3 separate regions of the Mus musculus genome follow, and all the other regions are linked to region 3. The links are chromatin loops, found by intact Hi-C in ENCODE. Cell type or tissue: heart. All regions are shown on one strand. Region 1 has its middle 81 kb from the start of Gm29040. Region 2 has its middle 84 kb from the start of Nck2. Region 3 has its middle 32 kb from the start of Nck2.

Evidence for each region. A loop is a pair of places that touch in the nucleus more often than their neighbours do. Peaks named below come from ENCODE experiments on the same cell type or tissue, not always from the same donor. Only the 100,000 strongest peaks of a DNase experiment are listed, where the experiment ranks them.
Region 1: a loop joins it to region 3, with 1.9 times the contacts of the local background. A loop is called at or near these places in 4 of 42 quality-filtered maps.
Region 2: a loop joins it to region 3, with 2.1 times the contacts of the local background. A loop is called at or near these places in 2 of 42 quality-filtered maps.

The regions. Positions count from the first base shown.
Region 1 is chr1:43,337,975-43,345,974 of GRCm38, forward strand. No RefSeq gene overlaps it. Among named protein-coding and RNA genes, the nearest start is that of Gm29040, 81 kb to the left of the region's middle. In heart, no CTCF peak of the experiment used is centred here; a DNase peak (open chromatin) is centred at 757.
Region 2 is chr1:43,357,748-43,365,747 of GRCm38, forward strand. No RefSeq gene overlaps it. Among named protein-coding and RNA genes, the nearest start is that of Nck2, 84 kb to the right of the region's middle. In heart, no CTCF peak of the experiment used is centred here; no DNase peak of the experiment used is centred here; H3K27ac peaks cover 1,803 bases.
Region 3 is chr1:43,410,155-43,418,154 of GRCm38, forward strand. No RefSeq gene overlaps it. Among named protein-coding and RNA genes, the nearest start is that of Nck2, 32 kb to the right of the region's middle. In heart, no CTCF peak of the experiment used is centred here; a DNase peak (open chromatin) is centred at 3,357; H3K27ac peaks cover 1,013 bases.

The DNA.
Region 1 (8,000 bases), 72 kb before region 3:
GACTTTGGTAGCACATTTGACTGACTAAACCTTTTCACTTGTGTGTAGATTTTCTGAATAAGGGAAGCAGAACAAGTCACCAGTCAACATGTGGATCAGTGTCTCTCATGACACATTATGGCAGCAAGAGACAAAATTCACACATCGAGGGTCATAGGGCCCTCACTTTGCAAGCTAATGAACTTAGCCCAACCTCTCTTCTGTGTTCCTTTGGACAAGAAGACATTGTGTGGAGCAACCCTGAGCCTTCCGGAAGCATGAGGACCAATGAGATCCAGGCTTTGCTTGCAAGCCCACATAACACAGGGAAACTTTGTGATACTATCCTCTGCTGAAAGCCCAGGGCAACAAACCAGAGATGTCCATTTTTAATTAGGAAAATGGAATAACAATTAAGCTCTCAGTAGCAGGAATTTGCTAATGCAAGACCAGTCATTGTAAAAAGAGCTGAAATCAGCCCCGGAGACAGAAGACACCAAAAATAACTTTTGGGTCAGAAAGAAAAGACACTCCAACACCACAGCAGCCAGCCTCCCTCAAGCTGCCTCTTTGCTTGCCAAATATCAGAGGGATGGTTTATTATTCAGAGAAGAAAAAAGTTTTCTGAGTTGGTCTCATTTGTTTGCCTTAAATTCATACGGCCCTCTGCATAGGCTGTTGGGGAATTTCTCATTATTCGTTCCTGCATCTTTAAGGCCAGTGAGTCCACTTTTCAGGGGAAGCTCTGACCAAGAATAAAGGACCCTGCCCAAGCATGAGTCACCTGGAATAGTAATTAGAACTAAGCCACAATAGCCAGCACAGGAGATCAGTAGGAGGAAGGAGTTGTGACTTCACTGTCCCCTTGGCTGGGCTTGACCTCCAAGCTCTTCCCAGATCCTCAATCAATCGTGTCTCTCTCCCTCTCCCTCTCCCTCTCCCTCTCCCTCTCCCTCTCCCTCTCCCTCTCCCTCTCCCTCTCCCTCTCCCTCTCCCTCCTTTTCTCTCCCTCTCCCTCTCCCTCTCCCTCTCCCTCTCCCTCTCCCTCTCCCTCTCCCTCCCTTTCTCTCCCTCTCTCCTTCCCTGCACCCCTTTCTCTCTGGCATTTCCTCTGTGTGTTGGTCACAAAACTGCTGTTTGGAATCAGTCTGGGAATCAAGAAAAGGTTTAGGTCAGAATCAACCACCAGTTCATTGTCTCACTTAATATCTCCCAAGTAAAAAGATCCTAGATAAGAAAGAGAGATGGAAGTTCAAAGTGAAGGTGATGAAAGATGAGGAAATATTTTTATTTTAAAGATAATTTAAAATATTTTTAAAGATGACAATGAGGTTCAATCTAGTTATTCAGTCGAAAGAAGGCAGTGTGTCAAAATATTAGAGAAAAATCCTATTATTGTAGCCAAGTGAGTGGTATACACAGACAGCAGAGAAGGGTAAGCTTATAAGTTATCAAAGACCCAAGATATTTGAATGTTTTCAAAATATTCCTTGTTTAAGAATAGTTCAAGTTTTTAAAAGATTTTTTTAGCTCACTAGTGAAAGATATTCACATTTCCCTCCCAGTTGATATGAAATGAAGAATATTTAAGCAGTCCTTTCCAAAGCAAGAGAATGCCTTTCATACTTGACTTGTAGAATTTCAGTAGATTTTAGTAATAATATAATACCTAATCGCTGGAAAGTTTCAAGGCAAACACATCATTCAGTTTTAGGTAAATATGGGTTTGGGTTTTTGTTTTGTTTTTTTTTTGTTTTGTTTTTGGTTTTGTTGTTGTTGTTGTTATTTATATGAGTTCATGTGAGCCCATGTGTGGAAGTCAAATGCGAAACCTCAAATATCAATCTGGTCTTCCATCTTGTCTGAGTCTGGTTTTGTTCAGGTGCACAGCAGGCTCACTGACCTATGAGCATCCTGATCTTCACGTCCTCTCTAACTATAGGATATCTGGATTTACAGATACATGCTATGATGCCTGGCTTTTATGTGGGTTGTGGGGACTTGAACTCAGGTCTTCATGCTTGCACAACAAACCACTTTATCCACTGTACAGAGTAATTTCCCCAGCCTTATAACTAACTGTACATTTTTGAAAACTATATTTTGGTTCACTTTCTATTTCTACGAGTAACTGTCAGCCATAAAGAAGAGCTCCTCTGCCTGACATGTATTTTATGTCTGTAGGAACTTCCTGGAGGGGAGTTCTCGCTTTTCTGACCCCAGCCCCACCCCAACCCTGATCTCAAATTCTGATAAAGGCAAGAGCCTTCAAACATCATTCGGATATACTTTGGCATTTGTACAAATGATTTCAGGCATTAAACTCAAGAGCTGGGGTCCTGTGGGACTACAACTCTAAATGAGACTTTAATAGCTGGGTCTCAGAATGGGGCACATTGCTAACTTGTCTGTGTGGCTTTGCTTGCTGGGAAACTTCCCCTCACAGAAGCAAGAAAGGAAAGAAGGGATGAGCATTTATTTTTAAACTGGCCAAAGTCCCCTAATTCTAGAATTCATGGTGGAACAGCCATGGGGAGACAGAATGACGATCTTCTAATGATGCAGCTACCCTGTGTAATGCTGTCCCAGTTAGAATTACTATTGCAGAGGTGAAACGCCATGACCAAAAGCAACTTGGCACAGAAAGGGTTATTTTTTTTCCTATTCTTTTATATCACCATCATCATCACTAAAGGAAACCAGGGCAGGAATTCAAATTGGCTTGTCTCATATGGATCACTCAACCTGCTTCCTTATCGTCCTGGTTTTGTTTAGTAAGACTATATCTGGGCCCAGGCCTGTTTCCTAACAGAATACATATTTCAAAAGTCTATGAACCCCAAACCATGGAAACCACTCCTTTTGCCTGCTTACCTTCACTCATGCCTTTTTCAAGTTCATCTATTCTGTTGCTGCTACATTCCTTTCTGGAATTAGAACCAAATTTTTAAAGGTTCCCATGTAGACTGAAAGCCAGGGGCTCCCCAGGAATCCTCCAGAACTCCAGCACCAAATTGGGACTGCTGAGACATCCAGCCTTGTTGACTGCACTGCAACTGGATTCTCAACATTTCAGGTTGAGAATGCCATGGTCCCACATCCCAGACAGCAGTCTGCAAGCTAATCTAAGAAATTCCTTTTAAGTCATAATAAAGCTAACACCAGAGGCTCAGACTGGTGGTAAGGCCTCCAAGGGCCTTCTTCCTCCAGATATGCCTGCTTTAGACCTGTTTTATTTGTGAGTGGGCTCATGTATTCATTTCTCTGGGTTTAGATGGTGGTAATCCGTTCTCCTGGGTGCTCCTCCCATTCCCTGCTTAGTTGCGAGACTATTTTCATCCCTGTTTGCCAGTGCAGTAGAACTCCTGAGCAGCAGGATCCGTGACCCAAAGCAAAGACTATATAAACAAGGTGGGACCGGGCAGTTGCATCCCAGAAGCGTTGTGTGCTGTTCAGTTTGAGCAGCCAGCCTACCAGGCTGAAGCTCTCAGGTTAGTCTACAAGGCTTTCTTCTTCGTGTCTCCTTTTCTTTATGACCCATCACCATCTATAGCAGCACATGGAGCAGCACATGATCCCATTTGAGTTGTTCTGGACCACACAAGTCTCCACCACAGTAAACTTTCTCTTCTGCCTTCCTGGACAGTCAGTACATATTGATTTTTCTCCTTGGAGCCACAGCTCTTTGCCGTGACATATCATCCCATGTTGGAATGGCTCGTGTTGTCTTAGCGGTTTTCAACTACAGGTGCTAAGCCTCACTTATAAATCTGTCCACTCACAGTATTCAGGGTGAGATGGCTTCTTGGAGGAGGCATTTCTTCACTTAATGTTGTGCATGGTATCTGCAGACACTCAGCTGTGCTCACAGGATAAGGGTGTCTGTTCTCTGTGTCCTCATCACTTCTACTGTGTGCCTGGATAGCATTCCAGAATCGTTTTGGCAACAGAAACTTCTATACAAATGAAAATGAAATATATTAAGAATAAACATACAACTGATGACTACAGGAAGAAACATTCTCCAGGTCCCAGGGCTCATAATACAAAGCCTGGCCACTCACTGGCTCCAGCATCACCATTGCAACCACCCTTGGAGAACTCAAGTATGTACACCCTGCTGCCAGGAGCGTTCCCAAATGGGTCTGTGCACTGATCAAGCAGGATTATAAAAGAAGAGGATGTTTCTCTGCAAAGGGTATCCTCTCATTCTGGCTTTTGCTGGGGTTCGGGGGGTGGGACCTGTTCTGAGTGCTTCATTCAGTTTTCAAACATAGTAGGATCTGACAATGGGCCCTATGCCCTGTGATACATGCAAATGTTTCTGCCCACAACCTTCCCTGCTCAGGTATCACCCCAAGGTTCAGTCAACAACTCTTTGTAAAAAGTTATCAAATTCAAAAAGCATAACTGACTTCATGTCCTTCTCTAATCCGGAGACCCCCTCCTGCTTCAAAGGATAGCTTTCTCATCAATGACCAAGCATGACCAAGAAAAAGAAATAGTTCACATATTGACTGAGACACCAAGAGGCCCAATAAGCCAAATCAAAGCCAGCTGTAGAATTGAAATTAGCTATATCTCTTTCTAGAAAACTCCATTTCATGTTGGTCCTGGGAGGGTAGTGTGAACTTGGCATCTTGATACAACACAGGGGCATGGGTTAGCTGATGTACATCTCATCTGGCTAAGACCAAGGCATTGGCAGTTCTTCCTGGAGATTAGCAGGGAAACACCAGTCCTGTCTTTTTTTTTTTTTTCCTTCTAACTCCCAGAGGCCACTACCAGTCCTTGACTTGGGCCTTTCCATTGTCTTCAAAGCCAGCAACATCTGTGTAACTCTTCAAAGTACAATTTATCTGGCTCTGTCATGATGATAATGGACAAACACTCTGAAACTGTGATCATTCCCACACTTGTCTCTAACTTCCAGCCTCATTCCCACTAAAGCATAATGACCTTCCCTCCAATGACCTTACTCAGTCACACCTGTGGTCTGTGTGTTCTGCAGACTGCTGTTCAAAAGTCCCGGGTTGCCAACATGCAGATGTCTTTAGCATAAAGATCTAGAGGCGTGTTCTGTCAACCACCACAGGCCAGGCTTGAAGCTTAAGTCTGTGCTTTCCTTGGGGTACACAGAGAGATGTAAGCCAGCTCCTGGGAATTCCTGCCTGGTGTCATTGAAATATGGGGACAGCTGCTCTACAGTGGTGGCTCACTCTAGTTCCTGAGTAGTAATAGAAGGTGGGTCACCAACACTGTGATAAAATTTGTCATTTTAGCTTCTGACAACAGGGCAAGTGACCTTGCTCTTTGAATTCATAAGCCTGAGTCCTTAGATTCAGACTAGATCAAATACCACAAGGATTGGAACTCAGGGCAAATCATGACCCATACCAGATGTCTCATCTCTTTTCTATTCCTGTGAGGAGACACCATAACCAGGAAAACTCTTATAAAAGAACACATTTAATTGGGGCTTGCTTACACTTTCAGAGGGTGTGTCCATTATCACCATGGTAGGAAGCAGACAGACAGACATTGCACTGTAGCAGTATCTAAGAGCTTTCCATCCCATGCCCAGGCAATAAGCTTGGGAGGGTGAGGCTAGCATGGGATTTTGAAACCTCAAAGCCCATCCCAATGACACACCTTCTCCGATTCAACCACAGCTCCTAATCTTTCCCAAACAGTTTCACTAACTGTGGACAAAGCTCTCAAACATATGAGCTTATCTAGGCCACTCCTATTCAAACCACCACACCAGACTTGTAGGTTCATTTGTGAAAACAGTTGAAAACAGTGACAAATGTCTCAGAGCTTGGAAATGGCTTGATAATATTGTCGGTGGGGACCTACATCTACAATAACCCTAAGCCAGAAGGCGGTATAAATAGCTATTTCAGTTAGAAGCCCTTAGGGCGAGTGAGAAGAAATGGATTTTGGTTTTCTTTTTCTTTTTTTTTTTTTTATTATGTATTTTCCTCAATTACATTTCCAATGCTATCCCAAAAGTCCCCCCCCCCCACACTCCCCTATCCACCCATTGCCATTTTTGGGGGAATTTGGTTTTCAAGTTGTTAGTTTTTCATTCTTCTGCAATGTGATGTCTCCTAATTTGTCTCACGTCACTCTGACCTTACCTCATGCAAATCACTCCCCAAAGGCCGCTCCCCTAGACTCCATAGTTGATTATGTTTCCACCCTCTCAGGGCTTTACAATGGGGTTTAATTAGAGCAGGTGAAACTCAGGGCACTGTCAAACAGCATCCAACCACAGCTCCCAGGAGGATGGTGTCACGGGAATGCATGAGATCCTCCTGAGAGAATGCTGGACTGTGTTCAGCACGGCTTAGGTCCAAAATGTTAAAATCAAATACTGTGTCAGGAGAGGAAGGACTGGAGAGAGCGGCAGCAATATTAAAATCTGGGCCCTGGGGGATGGCTCAGTGGGTGCTCACCACCAAACCTGACTACCTGAGTTCAATCCCTGGGACCCACATAATGGAAGGAGAAAACTGACTTCCTCTGGTTGCTGTGTAACCTCCACAGGCATGCATGGCACAAGCGTGCACATATATAAAAGTAAGTAGATAAAGAATGACTTTTGAAATATTAATATATGAAAGAAGTCAGTTGGTAAAACAAACTGGAAACCCTTTCCTGTCTGAGCTACATGTAACAGAGCACACACTCAAAAAGTCCTCATGTAAACGACCTATAAAGGGCCAAAAGGGATCTGGACTCTTGCTGAAAGTCCACTGTGGATGCGCTTTCTTATTCATTAGCCCTTTCAACAGTATGGAATTCTTGGGTGCTACCCCACCCTATATTTTATAGACAAGAAGTCTGAGGCTTATGTGGTCACCATTATGTTATACTTGGTCTACACGGATTGTAAGCCTGAGATTTGGCTTTTCACGGAGATATAGTTCCAGAGCCCATAGGACTTTCCAGTTCTCCTCTGTGGCTCAACTATCTCAGTGCCTGGACAGAGATCTTCAGAGCAGAGGGGTTCTGAGGTTCACGGCATCGCCCTGAGTAAGTTGTCTCGCTTTGGAACCAAAGGAAATCCTTTAGTAAGGAAGAGGAGATAAGCCTGGTTCACAAGTACCCTGTGTGGTGAAGTCCTTCTGCTCCTTGTACATTAGTCAAATATAGGATTACAACTTCCAAATACAAAAGAAAAACCTGACCCAGTGTTATAACAAAGGATTTGTTATTTGACCATTTTTTAAAAATAAAATCCTTTTTAATTCAAAGTAATGAAAACTCCGGTTTGGAAAGCATTGGAGAGAACATTCGAGACTGATTCTCTTTCTTTGTTCCTCTCACCCACACAAAAGCACAAATCCCTTCCCAGATATCTCTGACAAGTGACCATGAACTCCTTCAGTGATGGGAACAGCCCCCTCCCTCTCAGAAACATTGGCCCTCCTTTGGTTTAGTAGTTGAACCCAGTCTTTTGTGATAGATTGGATGTCTTTGCTCTTCCATTCTGCCCTCTCCAGCAAAAAACACCTTTATGAATCTCTTGTTGCTATTGTAACAAATGAGCACACATTTGACTTTAAAGCAATCGTATACCCCAGGTCAGAAGTCTGAAACAGGTGTCACCTGGCTGAAACTGAGGCATCAACACAGCCATGGAGCCTTGAGGATGCCTAAGGGAGAATGTTTCCTGTCTGTTTCTATACTACCTGATTTCTTTGGTTCACAGCCACTAAGCTTCAATGCCAACAACACAGCATCCTGGTGTCCCTGCTTGCATATTTTAAAGGACCTGTGTGACTGTAGAGAGCCCATTCCGTTAACCCAAGATTACTGATTTCAATGGTCTCCATTTGTGATCCTTAGTCACATCTGCAAAGTCCTTTTTCTCAGTGGTGTGGAGAGAATCTCTTGTGTATTGCATGGAATCATCACCTGTCAATTAAAAGCTGATGGCCTAATATCTGGGGTGGGAAACAGAAGATGGAAGTTCGGGCAAGGAGAGGGGAACTCTGGAATAGAGTTAGGCA
Region 2 (8,000 bases), 52 kb before region 3:
ACTCAGACTTATAAAAAAATACATTGTTCTTATTTTTTAAAAGATTTATTTATTTATTATATGTAAGTACACTGTAGCTGTCCTCAGATACTCCAGAAGAAGGCATCAGATTTTGTTACAGATGGTTGTGAGCCACCATGAGGTTGCTGGGATTTGAACTCGGGACCTTCGGAAGAGCAGTCGGTGCTCTTAACCACTGAGCCACCAGCCCACTACAGTGTTCTTATAAATGACATTTTAAAAATCAACCCTTTTGTGAACCTAAAATATCATGTGAGGAATATAATATTGAAAAATATTCAAAAGCTTAGGATTTCACATACAAAAATAACATTCTTTTTAATTAAAATATTAGTAAGAGCTGGAAAAAGTGATCTAGAAAAATTATTAAATTTAAAAAACAATGTATGTTAATGAAACCAGGAAAAGAACATCGCTTTTTCTCTAGAAAGAGCATTAGGGATTTAAATAACCATATGTTTATTTTGACTTTTAAAAAAATGGGTCATAGATGCCAAAGAAAGCCAGGGTGCTGTTTGGCTGTATCAAATAAGAGTACAGTGTCCAGGAGACAGGCAACAATAGGCACATTGTTCGTTCCCTGGTTGGCGTGCAGCCCATCTGTAACCAGCTGACAAATGAGGCCTGCCAGGCACAGGACCCACTAGAGCGTGTCAAGCAAGAAGCAGATGCTGAGGGTTTACTCTAGAATCCTCCTCAGACACTCAGTTCACGGGTGTGCAAGTCCCCTGTACCAAATAGTGTGGTGTTTATATGTGACCTGCTCTCATTCTCCTGTAAGCTGTAGCACCGTGACATGTAATCGCATGTGAATTCTGTGTAATTAGTAGACATGCCGCTGTCTTACTTGGGGAGTCAGGAAAATCAAACTGTCTGGTAGAGATGTGGGTTTCTTTCAGTTCTTTTCATTCTGGACTTGGCTTAATCTGTAGGTTCAAACCTATGGATAAGGATATTGAACTGTGACATTAGCAGGATGTTACTGCTAGTGAAGGGCTTTGCAAACTTTCTTAGACAACCCGTAAGCTTACCAATGATTGTCTTAGCCCAGAGTGAGGCCTTGGGGGTAGGATGAGAGCCAGGACCCTCCTGTCCCGTTTGCTAGTGTAACGTAACAAGAGCACACAGCTTTACCACTTCATTCTCATTGAAAGTAGGCATCATCACCTGCTCCTTGGGTGTCAGTGTGGATCAAATTGAGGAATAAAATTCCTTTAAGTACCTATTATTTGTAAAGAACAATCAATACTCAGCCATAACTATGAAGAAGGATTAAATTATATCAATCCTGATACTACAGAGTTTATTGTGTGGTTTGGGAGAAAATAGACGATATACAAGTTTCTCTTTGTCTGTTGTTCAAATTTCTGTGGTTTCAGTTCCCGTGTGGTCAGTCATGAATGAAATGTATAGTATATAATAAAAATGAGAGAAGGGTCCCATTCGTGTCATTTTTATTATACTGTTATAATTCATTACTATTGATGTTAATATCTTACTGCTCATAATTTATCAAGTAAGATTTATCACAGGTATACATGCATAGAAAGGCATATAGTATATATCGGGTTCAATTCTATGTGTGGTCTCAGAATGCACTGGAGGGCAGCATCTTCGAATTTGTTCCTCATGGCTAGAGAGACTACTGAACAGGTGAACATAATTCCAATGTAAGGTAACTTATAAAATGATTTTAGGTGGGTTTTTGAGGTGGGGAGACTGGCTGGAGTGATAGGGCACACTGAAAATTTGCAGACTGAAGGAGGCACAAAGAAAGTGTGAAAAACAAAAATTTACCAAACACAAGACTGAACTAGGTGAAAAAGGCAAGCCACTGATCAGGCTCCATGCTAAATCCTTTAGTCAATGATCCTTACAGGGTCCTGGCATAATGGGAGATAGATTCATTAGTAAGGAGTTGACTTTCAATGTCAATGGTAAGGAAGGGCATGAGGCATAGTGACACCAACCTGAAATCTCAATATTTGTCTCATCACTGTGTGAGCTCCCTAGATTACCAACCCCCCGTCCCCCCAGGCCTGAGTATAACAGTCTACCACACACCCAGACCGTGCAGAGTCCATTCTCCTAGGCCACACCCATCCATAGCTTGGTGGCATTTGGTAACATGGGCCACTGGTCCACAATAGTGTCTATGTAGCTGAACATAGAAGAGACCGCAGGAAGTCCTAGGCAATAGGAAGCCCAGATCCTGAGTTATATTGTAGGATTGCTGCCATACCTGTAGGCTGATATTAGCTGGAATGCAGACGGGGCAAGCCTGTATTCCCTCTACCTGAGCTCAATCATCTGAGAGAGAAAGGCTTTAGCTATCTGACACAGAATCTCTAAAGGACTTTTTATCAACCTTCAGAAACTGGAATTTACAACCTCGACCCATTTTTACAAAAATGCAGACCCTGTGAGAGCATGGTGTTCAGTTACACCATGTGCTTCATACAGCCAGGAGGACTTTTTTCTTCCCTCCAAGCCAAACTGGAAAGAAAGGCTATAGTCTGAAGGTCACAGAGTATCAAACAACCAATAACAGATCCTCTCTGTCGCCCCCATCCACCCCACCCACCTCCCAACTCCACCCCTGGCTCCCTGACTGTGTGTGAGGGCTGTAGAAGCTGTGTCTCTTGGATGTTATGTTTTCTGTTTTCCAAGCTGAGGGAACAAAGGGAACAATGACCATCCACAACCCTTCATCACGAAGCAGCTGAAAAAGGATGGCCCCATGTAAACATTCAGCGTGTTTCCGAGCAGAGCCATCTGAACCGTCCACGTGGTCGTTTCGAACTGGGAGGAAATTCTCACTAGTGAATTCACAGCTCTGAGTGTTCAAGGGGGACTTTCCTTCAGATGCCAGGTTCAGGTACCTGTGGTTTTGGTTATGAGAATATATATATATATATTTCTTTAAAAAAAAAAAAAGTCCTCATTTCCCCTCATAGCTGTGGGCTAGCTACTCACTGCAAGGGTAATGCTGGCAACGGCACTGTTAGGCACCCTGGACACAACACTTTCCTTCTGGTCTCTATTTATCCCCTACACAGTACAGTGGTGATTTATCCAGTGACAATCAAATTGCAGTTTCCAAACATCCTGACTCCAGGGAGAGAGAGCTCTATTGTAGTCTCTGTCCACATGGCTGCTGCTCGCAAAGGATTAATGACTTTGGAGACTGACATTTCTGTGACCCCAGCGAGCAGAGGCTGGTCAGAAAACTCTTCTCTAAGATTTCTGTGTTGCAGATAAAGCTGTTCTGCCTCAGGGGCTGCCACGCTTTTGCCTCTTACATAAGCCAAGAGGCAGAAGATTGACACTTGTTAGGTAGCAGTTGAACCTAAAGTTAGGGACAAGCCACCCCGGTTATGGATCCTCAGGTATCAAAAGATAAATCCTGTCTGCTCACGCACGAGGACCTGGAGCAAGCTTTACATTGGAGGTAAATCCCATGTCCTTTACCTCATGAGCTGAGTTAAAGCAAGAGGGGATGGAGGGGATAAGAGCCAGGCAACCATTTAAGACAGCTGTGCCCAAATGCAAAAGACTTAGTGTGAGAAAACCTGAGTGGGTAACAGAGACTAGCACACAGCAGATGTTCAATTCAGACAAATAATGTCAACAACAAGGCATAAAACAACACATTTTTTAAAGAGAAAAACAAATAAAATCCCAAACAGTATTGACTCAGCTTCCTTCTGAGTCAGTGCTTCCAATCTGGAACACACAGCACTGCTCCTTGAGCCCTCCCCCTTCTCTTTTCCGGTTTGTGGTGAGGGCTTCTGAAGTCACTGCTTAGTTTCAGTCTGGATTCATTAGGCATGACCCCCATTCAAACTAGCTCTCTGCCGTCTCCCATCAGTAACCAGGGAAAACTCACTTCTCCATGCTAAATGACAAGAACTTCACAGATCAATGGGCAGAAAAGAAACTTCTCATTTAAGTAAGAGAAGCAAGAGGATCAACCCCTGCCCTGCCCTGCCCTGCCCTGCCTATGCCTTGATTCCGACAGCTTTCATTTGCAAGAGATCATCACTCAACCCACAAGGCTTGCACATGCAGGCTGTACTACCCATGAGGCCATGACAGAAGCAACCCCACTACAGGGCTTCCAAGCCCCCCCCCATTCCACATCCTCTGATACCCCCCAGAGAATCCGAGCAAAGGACCCCTAGCTTCCTCTCTCTCTTCCCAGATCACTCAGCTCCTTCCATCTTGGCTCTCTTCTATGCTGGCATCACCACAAAGTGCTGGTCTAGTCTAATTTGAAAGCTATAAGCCCATTAGGCTTTTAGTATACTTAGCTGCCCATGTCAGCAAACATACTTGACCCCAGACAGCATCGCTGTGAAACTGTACCTTAGCCGGTATTTGTGGGGGCAGAGAGAACCTGTTCAGAAAGTAAAATTCTAACTGTTTCTAAGAGGCACTGGAGAGCCTTTTTCTTTTCTTTTCTTTTTTTCTTTCTTTCTTTTTTTTTTTTCATCAAGAGCTTTCTATTTCTCTTACTTTAAATCCACATCAAAGTCTTGACTTCCTCGTTCACAAGATGTCACGGGTAGTAAGTGAGAGGCATGAATGTGCCTAGAGACTGCAAGGCGCTGAGAAGATGACCCCATTGCTCTCTGTGACAGATGCCAGGCTTCCCGCCTGGTCTCCCTCTGTAGATAATCAGTTCCTGGAAGGCAAAGGGAGTCTGGAAGATGCTTCTGTATCACTTCTTTTCCATTTTCTAGCACATGCCTGCTTCCAAGGGAGGAAGAAAGAAAGAAAGAAAGAAAGAAAGAAAGAAAGAAAGAAAGAAAGAAAGAAAGAAAGAAAGAAAGAAAGAAAGAAGGAAGGAAGGAAGGAAGGAAGGAAGGAAGGAAGAAGGAAGGAAGGAAGGGAGAAAGAGAGAAAGAGAGAAAGAGAGAAAGAGAAAGAACAAGCAAGAAATATATGTTATTAGAGAAGCCGAACAGCCAGCAAGCTGAACTCCTTACTAACAAATTAAAAAGAGTCTCTGGTGATTTGGAATTATGAAACAGGAAGGACAAAGTACTTTGCATACCACACAGATTTGTTCAACCAATAGAGCAGTGATCCTGGTGGCATCAAGGATCCCTGCAAGATTGTTTTCCGTCTCTGTTTATCATTCCACTGAGTAGCTATGCTATAGGGAATGCTATGTCCCCAGTGAAGTTCAAGCAGGTGTCCATGAATGAGGGCAAAAAGGGAAACTAAGTCAGGATGCTCGTGTCTGGCTCAGTTTAGGGTATCAGAAGAACAGATGCAGCATGGGCAACACAGGAAACGGACTTCCCTGAGATCCTGAGAGTGAACTACAAATTATCAGGGGAACCACTGAGCCAAAGTTTGGAGGCTGGGCTCTGGCCTCAGCTTTGCAACCTCGGTTTCCATTAATGTGGGCAAGACCATATAGGGGTGAGCTCTGAGCCTGTGGAGTTTGAAGAGGCAAATGGAGAGAGTCTCAGGCTAGGGTGCCAAGAGCAGGTAGGAGATGACCAGTTCCTGAGAGGCAGAGGGAGATGCTGAGCCATGAGGGGGAGGAGAGAGAATGTTCTCAGGATGGGGGAGTGAAAGGAACACAGGAAGGGAGACATCCGTCCTTGACAATTTGCCCAGGCTCCCTCGAGGGCAAATTCCGGGGAGGAAGAGCACACTGTCTTGTCCCAAATCTAAATTGGACTGAATTCAACCAACGTCTCCCAAGTTTAGTGGGTAGGTGCTTAGACCTATTGTGGTTAACCCAGAAAAAGCTAAAGGTTCCAGGTTATTGAAAAATGAGAGGGCCACTGGGACCACACATCACAGCCAATTTCATGGGGAGGGCAGTCTTCATGTCAAAGGAATTAGGGAAAAGAATAGAGGACCTGCTAGTAATCAGGCCTGCCTTGGTTTCCGTAGAGCCTGCTCCAGTTCAACAGGTCCTGAGAATTCAGCTAACTGCATGTTCTAAGACTACTAAGGGTTCAGATACAGCCAGCCTTCAGGGAAATGTTCTGAGTATGAATTCACCCTGGGCATTCCACTCATACAGAAAAGAGCACAGAGAATGAAGAACTAATGTGTGCCCAGCTCCTGCTTCCAATGGACTGAGTACTTGCAAATGTTGCTATCATCAACTCACCCTCTAACACTATGGGTAGATAGATGATAATAAAAGATCTCTGCAGTGGAAAAGGACAAAGCAAGGCTTCCTTCTGTTTCAGTGGAAACCAGTTTTAGGCCAAACTGAGTGTGCAGGGCTCACCAGAGCACACTGTCATCCAGATGGAGAGTAAAAGAACATCTTTTGCATCGTTGTAATAAAAAGAAATCCTGAGAAAATTTTACAGAGCAAAGAAGAGTTTGTTTTTGCTTACAGGGCCAGGGGGATAGAGTCCAGCAAGGGTTAAATTATATGGCAGCCTGGCAGTTAGGAGGCAGAGCTCACAGTTCATCCACACAGGGAGCAGAGAAAGGGAACAAGAAGTGGAGGCCAGAGCTTTAGGTCAAAGGCAGTGTGGGATGGGCAGCAGAAAGGTTCATTTTCCTGACTTTTTGCTTCCACAGCCCACCCTCCACTGCCCTTACTTAGAGATCAATATTGTCCATATAATTTCATCTTGCTAGATCCTTAGGATGGCTTCATCTCTTTCAGCTCATCTTTCTGGACAAGGAGGACATAGCACAGCTTGGGCACTAGTTGAATGCCACACGAGCTCTGCCTTAAATCAACAAGCTCTACCCGTTTCTTCTTAGGTAGAGCATCATGATCGGATCACTGTGTGGACTTGGCAGTTTCTGCAAAAGAGAAGAGAAATGCTTCCAGCTACGGATCTCTGTCTCTCTTTCTCTTTGTCTTTTAAGGAGATGAAGCCCCTGAAAGCAACCTCAGAGATGAGTTAAGGTATAAACATCTGGTATAGATCACTCCAACAGTAGCTTTGATTATAAGTTCATTTCTTTGCGGTCTAATGGAGTGCACAGAAAAGGGTACCCAGACAGGAAATTCCACTGCAACTGAAACCTTCCTGTGAGATCAGGATTAGGGTATGGAGAAAGGTGCAGCAGAGGCAAAATGGGTTATCATCTCCCTGGGAAGTATGGACCATAACTGGACACATCACCGAGCAAACTAAGCCTAGAGATGCTCTCCTGATGAGTACCAGGGTAGAGGACTCAGCAGCTTCCACTGAGCTAGCCTTCGCTGGGTATTGGGAAAGGGAAGAACACACTAGGAAAGAAAATGGCAAGAAGTTTAAGTTGTGTGTGCTGAACCCAGATCCCTTCCACTTGCACTTTATGCCAACTCAGCAGAAGCATAGCATCCTCTCTCCCAGCACTAGCGTTTGTAATCAGCCTGTCTTCCCTTCTGGGAGGATCCAGGGTATGTAGCTATCTATGGGTTGTGGGTGGACGAGTGTGTGTGTGTGTGTGTGTGTGTGTGTGTGTGTGTGTGTGTGTTCTATCTATCTTTCTATTATCTGACTAATACTGCTATCCCCTCTCTGCAAATATAACTGAAGTCAAAATGCCCCCATTCCCTCACTTCCTGTCATCTATTCTCCACTGGTAATTCCTTTGGTTATAAATACCCCAGGCCAATTTGTCATGAATAACTCCACCTCCAGGTATTTGAAACCAGATCTTATTAATCACTACATGCTAAAAATCTCCACCAAACTTAGCTTCCTAGCACAGAGTTTCTTTTCTCTCTCTTGGAAGGACCTTCAGCCTCCTCCTCAGGCCTTGGACTCTTTGCCACCCCAGCAAGGCCATAACCACCCTTTTTGTCTGTTCCCTTCATGGTAGCACGGCAGCTCTACCTATTCCTACCTTTCTCACTTCACACTGCCCTCTGCTCCTGAATGTTTAAAGAAAATGACTGTGTTGAGGTTTGGTCTTTTGCTATGTATTGTAATGCTAAGTGGGGGCCCCCAAGATGAGAAAGTCTACATGTAGACCCAAGTGATGATGCTATGTGA
Region 3 (8,000 bases):
TTTTGATTTGTTTCCAAGAAAATAAAGGAAGTAGTTCTCTTTTTAAAATTCAAAGCCATTTAAAACACAGGCTGTTGGTCAGCCCAAGCCAGAGTCGTTTTCTTACCAGACACCAGTGTCACTGGTTCTCCTTGTCCCTTGGGTCAGTTTCCTAGCCGGCTTTATGATCCCACAAGTCATATCTTAGCTCAGTTCCTCCCCCAGATTAGTAGCAGGCTTTGAGGCTGTGTGTGCCTGTGGTCCGGCTGATCCACCACCCAAGTCCCCAAGCTACCAGCCTTGACCTTCTTCAGATCTTCAGATTGATTTCTGCTGTTCAATTTCAGAGGCTCCTTGAGAGAATAATATATGTTACTTGTTTTATTTAGTATTGTAGTTATTATTAAGGCAGTATTTAATGCAATTCCGGTTGTTTCTTTGAAAGCATTTCTGTTAACATGCATTACCTCGAGATGTTGGGGAGATGTTGTGCGTGTTGCTTGTTCATTCCACAGATAAGTAAGCACAATGAGCAGACCCTCAGCCATCAGCTCCGCCTGCCCCAGCTCTGCCCGGTGTGGAAGAAGCAAGTGTCCTAAGCACCTAACTCTAGTTTTGTTACAAGTATAACTTAGGAGAAAAAATTGGTAGAAATAATACAGTATGTTGCTAATTTGTAACCTACTTCTAAACTCTGACTCATAGCCTCCTCACATACAGTATTCAGGGCACAGAAATCTTTTGATTGACTCAAGTAAGTTTTGGCTTCCATGTAACTTGCAAGTTAAAGTTAATTTTTCCAGCTCTTCTTTATCTCTGTACTCTCTTAGTATCAGAATTTCTTATGTTCTTTCTTTTAGGAATTTGAGAGCACTGTGTTTGGGAGAAGTTAGGAAACATAAGGAATGAATGAAGCAGTTGAACTTGGAGATACTGTAGGTGATAATACTGGATCTAATCTTTCAGACTTAATTAGTTTTCTAGGCCTTGTAAACCTCTTAGATCTGTGTAATAATTTAATTGTATAACCCTGATTTGTTCCTTTAAAGCCTATACTAGTCTGTCTGCCTTTTAACCTTGTTGCAATAATGTTGCCGAAATATTAACAAATTTGTAAAACTTTTCTTAAATAAATAAAAAATATATAATGAATCCATGTATAAGGGAGTTTCACTTAAAATACTAGACTTTCCATATAAGACCCCTCTCCCTTTTCAGGCTGCATCTTTCATTGTGTGGATGTGCCATGGTTTTTTATTCCTTTTTCACCTGTGTATCTGTCTCTGAACATTGGTGTCTTTAGTTAGGGCTTCGACTGCTGTAATGAAACATCATAAACCTGGGGAGAACAGGGTTTATTTGGCCTATGCTTCCACATCATAGTTCATCCTCAGAGGAAGTCCAGACAGGAACTCAAGCAGGGCAGGAACCTGGAGGCAGGAGTTAGTGCAGAGACCATGGAGTGGTGCTGCTTGCTGGCTTGTTCCCCATGGCTTGATCAGCTTGTTTTCTTAGAGAAACCAGGACCACCAGAAATGACTCCACCCCCAGTGGTCTAGAGCCTCCTCTATCAATCACTAATTAAGAAAATGCCCTACTGGCTTGCCTGCAGACTAGTCTTACAGAGGAACTTTCTCATTCTTGGTTCTCTCCTCTCTGATGACTTTAGCTTGTGTCAAGTTGACATAAACTATCCAACACACTTGGGATATTTCCATTCTCTGGCTATTAAGAAGACAGCTTATAGTGTCAGGAGAGGCTTGAGAAGGGATAGGTAAGAATTTTAATATCTACAAAGCTCCTTGGAGTAATTGGTGTTTAACCAATGGGACATGAAAATGGCATTGCTCCCAGGTCTATGAAGAAGGGATGCAGGCACATTCCTGAGCATCTGTTCTTAGTCACTATTTGACTCATTCCTTGCGTATTCCCTACTTCTTTAAAAGTTACCATAGAAAAGGCTTATCTGGAGAAGGATTCAAGGCACTTTTGCCCCTGGTTCTTCTCTGTGGCTTTGTGCAATGTGAACAGAGACCGGATTCTGTTGAAAACAAATTACAGAGGCATCAATGTCTGCTACAAGACACTGAACTTCTAGACAGCATTCAGTAGTGATATATTTAATTCCAAGTCATCTGTGTGCTTAGTGCCCTGATCTCAGGCCAAATGCCATTGTGGTTTGGATGGATATTCTCTTTGAAAAGGCATCATCAATATAGAATTGCAGACTTCCACACTGTGGTCTTGTCAAACGGCAATTTGTGGCAAAAATCAGCATCCAAATCTTCCTAAAGAAGCTTCTTGCTTTTTGAGATATGGATTATTCTCAGAAAACTGGCTCTTCAGAGGAGCTCAACATTATTATTTAATCAAGGCCCATGCTCGTGCTGAGACCAAGGTTTGGGACAGCAGAACTCCACTGACTCAACTCTAGACAACATTCACTGTTTTTGCAGTTACTCCAAAAAATGTTGCTGAAGAGTATTTTGTCATTGCTGCTGTCTATCTTATAGGTTAGTGAACTGAAGTTTTTAGAGAGTACAAAAATCCTTCCCAGTCCACACAACTGCTAACTGTCAGAGTTGAAATCTAGCCCAGGAGTGTCTTCTGGATCCAATCTCCTTTCCACCCTAATCTACTTCTGGGCTTATAAAAAAAGCAAGAAGAATTCAATCTTTCCTTTTCAAAATGGTTTTTTGAAACAGGGTTTCTGAGTATAGCCTCAACTGTCCTGGAACTTGCTCTATAGGCCAAACTCAAAGATTTGCCTGTCTCTGCCTAAGTGTTGGAATTAAAGGCACGTGCCACCACTGCATGGAGAATTCAATTTTCTGGTCGTCTTTGACTTGTGACCATGAACCAGCATTTCCACCATTGCTTGCAACTGAAAGATATGCAAATTCTTGAGAACCACATCAGGGCTTTGACTCATAGGCCCTGAGGTGTGGACTGAGTATCTGTCTCTAATACGTTTCCCCTGAAAGTCCCATGTCCACTTAAAGTGAGAGATCTGGGTGGATAAGTCTATGTTGCTGTGAGCAGGAGATACCAATTGTTGCACTGTTTTCAGGTTACAGATGGGGACAGTTTGGCAACCTGAACCCTCATGCTATAATAGGTGAATCCCTCAAGGACTAAATACTCCTGGTGTAGCAGGAACACTAAAAAAGCTAAACACCAGCACCGTAAGCCAATGTGAATCAGGTGGTGTCCTCATTTCCAAAAGTTTTGGCTGCTTCCAAACTGCATTGTGATTTTCACAAAGGCAACAGAGTTAACTCTGATCTCAGTTTTAATCTAGACAAATAACCTCCTACTCCTTCCCTAGTGGGTTGTCACTTCCTGCAGCAGATGACCTCAGAACTATGGCATTTGTTGGATGGGGGCTCTCTTCCATCTCTAAGGAAGCCCACAGTCTTTTCCTGTGCTGACCCAGGTTGGAGTCTCTAGACAAAGCTCCGTGCCTAGAGCTTCAGCAGATAGATCCGTGTGCAAAGGAAACAATGATCAGTGACTCCTGGCATAGACATCAGATCCATGGTATTTGCTCACAGTCTCTTGAGCACGAGAAACAATCAGACAGAGGACTTCAAATATTTGAACACGACTCAGTGGCAATTTTCAGTGGGTCAGATGTCAGTAGTAGTTGAAAAAAAAAATCTGGGGCTGTGACATTTCAAAGCCTTGCAGGTCTCGCTGAAGTCCTCAAGGAAGAGCACTGCAACTTAACATCTTCCAGAAGAAAGTGCTGGCTTTGACATGCCCACTCTTCAGCAGAATGACTCAGGGTGTTGTTGACTTTCCCGGGCTACTGGTGCCACCATGACAAGATATGACTAAACAAGGTGGTTGGCAGAGAGCATAGCAATGGAATTAAGGCTAGTATCTCCTTGGGTCACTATAGAGGCAAAGGAGTACAGCAGAGTAGAGAAGAGCTCTTCTGCGCACGAGCATGAGCAAACACACACACACACACACACACACACACACACACACACACACACACACAGAGAGAGAGAGAGAGAGAGAGAGAGAGAGAGAGAGAGAGAGAGAGAGAGAGAGAGACTGTTCTGATGGTCTGGCTGTTCCCATCATTTCCAGGAATGCTTAGTGTCTTCCATGCTAGATATTTACTAATGTCACTATGAATATGATTATCACACCAGAAAAACAATGATAGATGTGCTTAAGTCACAGTGAGCTAAGACATTTGCCTGGGCTTTCTCTGCAGGGGTGAGTCAGCTGTAGCTACTTGTTTCAGTTAGATTGGGGTGCCTGTTGATAGGGGCACTCTCAGCCCCAGAGAGAAAGTGCTCTGAGCAGATAAACCCTGTGGAAAAGCAGGCTCAGGCAGCTGAGGCTCAGACCTCTCCTAGCTCCTGACTGACTTGCCTCCAGTATGATAACTTCTCCTCTGTGTCTTTTGCTTTTGTCAGTAGAAGGGGGTGACTCCTGCTTTCCCCACATCCTAAGACTGTTGTGTAAATACACACTGTGTGCAGAATAAGTCTCTGTAACTTTTAACTATTGTCACATAAATATTGGGAGAACCAGGGCCAAAGCATATTTGATAAATGATGTGTTACAATCCATTTCCATGCAGGTGCTTATATCTATAATACTTTACTTTCATCAATAACAATTTATTGGAAACAAAGGATGTAATCTGTCCTCTATCATACAACACACACACACACACCCCCCAAATGTCAAAAGGAAGAGAGACACAGAGAGGAGAAAAATATATGGTTTTTATTCTCTGGTTTTATAAATACTGAAATATGAACCTTTAAAAAAAAGGTACTACCCACATTTGCCAGGAAATATGTCCCTTATTGGGTCATCAGAACTTCCACTGACAACTATGTAATAAGAAAAGAGGACATAGCATTTGGAAGGTCCTAAGCAATGTGAGCACATGTTATCCAAGTATAAGACATCATGTTATTTAGGGAAACAGGAGATGGAACTGCCTATAGTCTGAATGTATGCTCAAATCTGACAGGCTGGAACCTTAACTCCACATACATCAGTGTAGAGGAGAGGTGGGAACTGGTGGGAGGTGTTTGGGTCATGGGTACCAGTTTTCTTGGATGGATACCAATGTCTGCTTTTTAAGCATGAACTCTCATTCTCAAAGACTGGATTTGTTCCTGTAAGATGGAGTTGTTATAAAACAATTCTCTCTCTCTCTCTCTCTCTCTCTCTCTTTCTCTCTCCAAACACACACACACACACATACACACACACACACACACACACACACACACACACACACACACTTACCTTCTGCTTTCTTTCAGGAATCTACACATCATGAGGTCTTTACCAGAAACCAAGTATCTGCTACTGCCATGTTTGTGAGCATCCCAGCTTCTGAAGCAAGACTTAAAATAAATCTCTTTTTTAAAAAAATCAGTTACCTGGTCTTTGGTATCTTGTCATAGAAATAAAAACAGTTTATTTCATTCTAGATGAATTATAGGGAGGTTAAATGGGAGCAATGGTGGGAGGTAGGTCTCTTGGATGAGAGCACTACCCACTCTCCTGGCCCACTGAATGTCATAGATACAGCATCCAGGGTGGACACACTCTGGAGAACCTTTGAGATTTGAAAATGCAGTGGCAGTGAGGGATATGACACAACATCAACTCGTCAATAGCAAGATAGCCCTTCAAAAGTCAAAGGTCCACCATGGGCCAGGCATGGTGGTACAGGCCTATAATCCCTGCACTCAGGAGACTAAGGCAGAAGGATCACTAATCAGACACCAGCTTGTTATATACACGACCTTATATCAGGCCAAAACCCAAACAAAACATGCCAGCATTACAGTCATGCCTTCTTGCTAGAGTCTCTATGCTCCTGGCTTCAGCATGGCCACTGAGAGGCCTAGCACGTGTGTTGAGCATCACATGTCCTTTCATCTGGTGACAATTACATCCTTCCAGTTGCTTATGCTAAGATCTGGGATTTCTCCTGTTTCCTCACATATCTCCCTGTGAAAGTCTGTAGCTCTGTGCCAAAAGAGACTCCGAATCCACTCACTTCTTCTTACCCTGAATCCTGGAAGTGACCTATGCCTTTCCTCCCTTTGTTCCACTCATCCCAGGACAGGAACTCTTCCAAATGCCATGCCAGAGCCACTCTCCTCTGACCCACACTACTGCTCCATTCTCCCACATTAGAGCTATGCTCCTGCTGCATGATCTAGCCCTTCAACAAAGTAGGGCAATCCCATTTGGAGCTGCATCTGTCTTTGAGCCTGGATGCTTTCCCCTCAAATAAGCATTTAGACAACTCCATGCTTATGTCCATGGGTTTGTGCTTACTGGACTAACAATGCTCCCATATACCACAGTTTGCTGAGTCAGCTTCAGAGGGTCATCCCTAGGAAGCACAAGTTCCCTGGAGATTTAGAAATCTTCCTTTGGCCAGTGAAGCAGCTCAGGCTTTGGGGACTATTCTGGATAATGAATAGCACTCATTAAATATTTGTCCAATAAATATGGAAGGAATTAATTTTTCAGAAGTGTGGAAGGTTTATTGGAAAAGGCAAAGTAAATACAGGTAGAGATAGCCATCTGAAATCCAGGATTAGGCTGGGAAAAGAATGAGGCTAGAGACAGGGTTGGTGTGAGAACAAAACCAATGAGTGCACAGGTTCAAAGCTCCTGGCTTCCAACAAAACAACATCAATCTTCCTGTCATGGGCTGCAGTTTTAAAAACTTTATTGAAAATGATGGCGCTATGTTCTGCTGAGTGGGTTTATAATACCCACTCTGGTTTTGTTGGCATCTTGATTCTGATTTTTTTTTAGCATGAAGATAGTGTGGCTGTGAATATCTTCATGAATATGAACTTTGCTGTACTTAGGGACTTGTCTTAGTGAGGGTTTTACAGATGTGAACAGACATCATGACAAAGGCAACTCTTATAAGGAAAACATTTAATTGGGACTAGCTAACAGGTTCAGGGGGGCAGTCCATTATCATCAAGGCAGGAACAATGGAACATCCAGGCAGGCATGGTGCAGGAGCAGCTGAGAGTTCTACATCTTTGTCTGAAGGCTGCTAGCAGAGTACTGACTTCAAGGCAGCCAGGATGAGGGTATTAAGCCCACGCTCACAGTGACACACCTACTCCAACAAGGCACACCTTCTAATAGTGCCACTCCCTGGGCCGAGCATAAACAAACCATCACATGGGCATTGCCATTGGCAGATGCTATTAGGGATGTCACTGGTCTCTATCTAAAAGCTTGTACCTGATTCTGTAATATCAATATGTTAGGATGTATTTATTTTACCATATGGCCACACCAACACCTAGTTCATGCAAAATCAACACATGTCTTTCCTTTCCTTTAGTCTTGCTCTGGGGTCCTTTTCTCCTTAACTCCCTTGAGTCTTACTGCTTTTTTTTTTTAATCTTTTTTTTTTTCTAAGATTTCTTTCTTTCTTTTTTATTGGTTTTTTGAGACAGGGTTTCTCTGTATAGCCCTGGCTGTCCTGGAACTCACTTTGTAGACCAGGCTGGCCTCGAACTCAGAAATCTGCCTGCCTCTGCCTCCCGAGTGCTGGGATTAAAGGTGTGCGCCACCACGCCTGGCTCTTACTGCTTTTTTTTAAAAAGCCAGTTTGTATTCCTAAATACCAACATGAAGGGTTAAAAAAATCACTTTAAATGATTTTTTTTTCCTGATAAGAGTGAATTAAAGGTACAGAGATGGCTCAGTGAGTAAGAAAGCTTGCTGACCAAGCATTCGGGCCTGGGTTTGGATCCCAGCAACCATGTAGAAAGCCAGAAAAATGTAAGGGATTTCTGAGGTACAACCACCATCACTCCTATATGGTCGAAGTGGCTATTGCTCCAAATTGTTAAATACACACATTATCCATTAAGTGAGACACACCTTTTATCTGACTGCAAAGAACCTTCTCTGACCATTATGTCAGTTCCCACAAAAAGTCCTGTTATTGCTACTTATTACACTACTAGATGTATTTATAGTTTTAT